Linked DNA regions of Homo sapiens: region 2 is linked to region 1. A link is a loop called in an ENCODE intact Hi-C map of the cell type or tissue named here. Cell type or tissue: heart right ventricle. All regions are shown on one strand.

What was found. Peaks named below come from ENCODE experiments on the same cell type or tissue, not always from the same donor. Only the 100,000 strongest peaks of a DNase experiment are listed, where the experiment ranks them.
Region 2: it touches region 1 in a loop (2.1-fold over the local background); 6 of 110 quality-filtered maps call a loop at or near these places.

The regions. Positions count from the first base shown.
Region 1 is chr4:147,172,674-147,175,173 of GRCh38, forward strand. No RefSeq gene overlaps it. Among named protein-coding and RNA genes, the nearest start is that of MIR548G, 170 kb to the right of the region's middle. In heart right ventricle, no CTCF peak of the experiment used is centred here; a DNase peak (open chromatin) is centred at 1,308; H3K27ac peaks cover 973 bases.
Region 2 is chr4:147,323,784-147,326,283 of GRCh38, forward strand. No RefSeq gene overlaps it. Among named protein-coding and RNA genes, the nearest start is that of MIR548G, 20 kb to the right of the region's middle. In heart right ventricle, no CTCF peak of the experiment used is centred here; no DNase peak of the experiment used is centred here; H3K27ac peaks cover 1,095 bases.

The sequences.
Region 1 (2,500 bases):
TATTACTTTCATATTTATCTTTAAAATAGACCCCTGAAATAACATGAGAATCAAATTCCATTAAAAATATATTCAACTAACATTTTACCTGTCCAATATAACCCAAATCTCAAGATTAAATATTGTCCACATAGCTCTAAATCTTATTCAACAAAATTTAGAACTGATAGATCCAGGCCTGGCATATTTGCTTTAAATATTTCCTTAAATTTCTTTGTTAAAAATACATCTTCCCTGTGATAATAAGAGCATATGGTCATTGTGGAATATCCAAGAAATAGAAAAAAAAACATAAAAAATAAAATTTTAAATTTACTATAATGCTAACATCCAGAAACAAATACTGAAAACATTTTGGCACATTTTAATAATTTTTGCATCCTGTTGCCTACCCCTTTTTGTAATAGTGAGTATTTTGTTGTGTAGTTAAAATTATAATCATTTAGTAAATATTGTGTGTAACTTGAGTATTTCACTCAACAATATATGTATTTCCCCATATTACTAAGTATTCTTCTATAACATGCTTTTTAAATGGATGCCATTCTGTAGTAGCATTATTTATATATACTCTTTTGATGAACCTGTATATATTACCTTTAAAATATGTATATACTTTTGTGTAGTTAAATATTCTTAAAGAATGTGATTTTAATGACTTCTTCATAATCTAATTACAAACCATACTTTATTTAGTTAATTTCTAATGTAGGATATTTAGGAGAACCTCTTTTTCAAAGACAGCTATAACAACCACTAGTAGGAATCATGCCACTGCCACACCTGACACCACCAACTCATCTTGTGCCAAGCAGGGAAAGATTCATGGCTCCATATCCTCCCACACCTCAGCAGGTTTAAAAACACAGTGAGGTCTGATCACACCAAGTCAGTCTTGGACAGAGGCGGGCCCTCTGGTTCAGTGGTCTGATTTTCTATATAGAATGCATTAATATTGCTCTGTATAATCCAAATAAAAATAAACTTTATTTTATTTGGTATATTAATGCAGATACTTGCAGAGCCTATTTTCATTATTTGCTTCTGGCCTTCTCTTCAACAATTGGTTCCTCTGAAACACCAAACCTAAGGATTTGTGAAGCTCTTTCTCATTCACGCCTGTCCTGGCCGCTATTCATTCCTCATTTTTCTTGAGCAGTATATCTCAATGAGAGCAATTAGTACACGACCAATTCAACAACCACTAGATATAATGACTGTCCTACTTTGGTGCAGCGGACATCTTTTTGTTGTCGTTGTTCCCAACACCATATAAGTACTGATTAGAAGCAGGAATGCCTGTCCAGGCCCTGTGAAGGAGGTGATGAATGGTATGTCTGAACAGCACAGCCCTGGCTTAGTATCACTGAAATGCCACACTCCTCACTGAAGTCTGTTGATAAGCCTGACAGTGCTCAGCAACTTTTACCAGCAGACTTTATATCGGGGGACCCAAGCTGAAAGTTAGCACATGGGGTGTTCTGTCAGCACAGAAGGCTTACACCATTAGTAGATCTAAATGGTGTTTAGATTACGGAGTTCAACAAAAATCTAGGTCATTAAGTGCATAAAAGAAATGTTACAATGACTCCATTCCAAATAAAATGATGTTTGGAGGGAAACAAAGAAATTAATCTTGCAGTTTATTGGTAATAAAGAAACAAGAGACTCATATGTTGTTTTACGTATAGATATTATCTTAGTGCCATTTGGGACAGCTTATTCTTCAGCCTTTTTGAAATATGAAGTATACAGCTGGGATTTAAGGTATTACTAGCCAATTAGGAAAATTTTTTTAATGTAAAAACAAACAACAATCAACCAACCAACCAAACAAACAAAAAAAAACTTTCCAATTTCTTTGGAGACTGCATCCCTGGAGAATAAGTAAATATTACAATGTCATATAATCTTGAAAATTTTAAAATGTTAAGGAAAATAATATGCCCATGGGAATCCTAATTTATGAGACAAAATTCAAAGAAGTTGTTCATAGAAATTTAAACCCTTGACATTTTTAAGACACAATTTAAAGTAGAATAAAAATTAGTTTTCACAACATAAAATGAATTGGAAAAATTTCAGCAGTTTCCTCAAGGGACCATTAAAAGCTAGGGTATCTTCCAAAAATTCACCAGGGTTTAAAGCTAACGGAAAACATATGTGGGAAGTGTTTGATAAATAGAGCTTAATGTTCAATATAAGAGAAACATAACAAATTTGCATTGAGTACACTGATTTTGAGAGGAGAAGTTTTTGACCCATTCCCCAGTCCATTTTTTACATGAGAACCAAAAGTGGCTAAATTTAGTTCCTTATCCACCCTGTGCTGAAAATGTCCATGAGAAAGGGAGTTCCTGGATAACAAAACTTGCAGAGAAATTCCCAAAAATGCAACAGAAAGCCATAAATCCAGGAAAATAAATATAACCTGAATAACCACAAATTTCATAATCAATATGTAAATGTAATCATGGGGAAACTCCCTGAAAAAGTCACA
Region 2 (2,500 bases), 150 kb after region 1:
CTTTTCTCTCCACAGTTTACTGCTGATTATCTGTTTTCTCGTTGTACTATTGTATTTTACGTAGAAGAAACTGTCTCCAGGTTATAATGTAAATCAGCGAGAAATTAGATTCAAGTTATAGTTAATATTCTTGCTACATTGCATGTAAATTGACTAGGGAATTAATTTTCACAGATTCTCCATATCCTGGCTTTGACAGAAATTTATATGTTATATAAATATAAAGATCTCACACATTTTTCTCAGCTCGCCCATGGTACTTTTATAGAGTCAGAAACCTTTACTACTAATTTAGAGGATGCTTCTCACCCACCGCCAACCCCAATCCCAGATCTCCTTTCCTCACCAGAGCTTGCAGGTTGAGTTATGTCCGGACCTCTGGAGCACATCAGTCCTTAAAAATGACACTTTAGTTCACTTTTATTAGCAGTTCTGCTCCATCCTTGGACCCCAGTAAAAGTTTCTAGAACAAAGTTCTCATTTTATACAATCTCTCTGATGCCTACTGGTCTGCACTGCTCCTTGCCATGTGCAGCTCAGGAAATAATCCAGAATTCAGAGCCTCTCAAAACAGAACCCTATCTTGCCTTTGCCATCCCTGCCCCCAGGGTGTGTGCCAGTTCGAATCGGGTCAGTCCTGCTCCTTCAGATTTGACCTTCCTAGAACCCACCATGTCATGGAAGCAACAGCTCCAGGTTTCTCACCCGTGTTCATTAGGAAGAATGAAACCACTGCCAAAGTACATGCTGATCTTTTAGACAAAATGCAGTTTCCTCCAACCTCTCCTTTGTCACTGGCCTCACCTTTGTCTCCTTTGTCTTACTGTCTGCATCTTTTTTCACTAATTAGTTTGTTCAGTCCCATAGTTTAGTGGTTGAAACGATGTAGATCCTTTTGACTCTGTTAGCCTTTGTTGGAAGACTAAGGACCAAGAGAGAACTAACTCAGTCTCTTCATATATCTGGACCTATGATATATACACTTGTGAGCAATGGAGAACCCATAAACTGCTGGTCACATTCACAGCAGAGCAGAGAAAATACAATCTACAAACTGAAAGAAGCAGCAGAGACAAGACAGAGAGTCCCAGACTGCCAACCAAACCTTGATGCCCACGACCTCCCCTTTCAGGGTACATTCCTTCCCCTTTCAGGTTAGAGAGCCCTGATCTCTGTGATAAATTTCCTTGAATTACTGTCTGTTCCAAAGTGCCACAACAAATACAAGTTACTTGTGACATACCTAAGGAGAAATGGGCAGTGGCCAGGCCATGTGAGTCTGAAGCTCTGGAAAGATACAGAAAGTTGGCATCACAGGGCTTCACACCATTTAAAAAATAAATGACAGTTGAACATGATTGCCTCTCCATGGGATGCTCTTTTATACCCTCCAACACCGCCCAAGTCACCAACTCAAAAGTTAGTCATTGTGTCAAATGTCAAATGCTGCCAGGTAGAGAGATTATGAGACATTAGCCTCTCCCTTCTCTAAATTCCAGTGCACTCCATTCAAGAAGGAAATTATATTCTGTATGCTGATTTTTCTAAAACAACATGGGGTAGAATGGGGGGAACTAATTTAAGGGTTTATCTCAGCAGTTTATTTGCTTATAAATAAGTATTTATAATTTTATTATAATATTTATTATAGATTAATAGAATTTTATAATATTTGTTGTAAATAAATATTTATAATATTTACTTATAGGGGTTTATTTAACCAGTTTTCTCATTCTTATAGGGTTTCTGGGAAGTCTTCTACAATCAGCTTAGTTCCTGATAGGCCTGCTATTCAGACAACTGCCACTTAAACAACTTCCCCTTTAGAAATCCCAGAAATTTTCTATTTCCCTTGTAAGTCACAGACTTACATCACCACCTAAAGTCCATGAGTCTTTTTGAGAGTCATTTGTTCAGAACACATGGCTTTAGCAAAACAGATGGTTTCACTATGCGAATGGCCTGCACCTAAAAAAACAACATTGTCACAAAAATCCTGAAACTGGGACATCCACGTATCTCATAACATAACATAGAATTATTCCATGTTTAAATCACTTTGCTTCCATCTGGTTTTAATAAATGGCAATAATTGAGAAATGAAGGAAGGGAAGTAAGATGGGAAATGAAGTGGACATTCTAGTCACGTTCCCCTCTGGAGAAATATACCATCACCTCATTCTCATCCCCATAACAAAGAAAACATGTTCTCAATCCCTATTGCACTGAGAAGCAATAAATTGCAAAACTCTCATATTAGAACTTGAAAGCTTTGCTATCTTTATATTAACTTAAAAATAGTGACTATCATGTGAAAATAATTTTTCTTTATTTTATTTTATTATTATACAAAGTCAAAAAATTGTCACTGCTATGGCCTGAGTGAAAGATTCTGAACTTTTCTATTTTATAAACTTGTTTTATTTTCTTAACATAAAAACTTATACTTTTCTTCTTTTAGTCTGTGGAAACAATTTTTAAAATGTCCATCTTGGTAAGA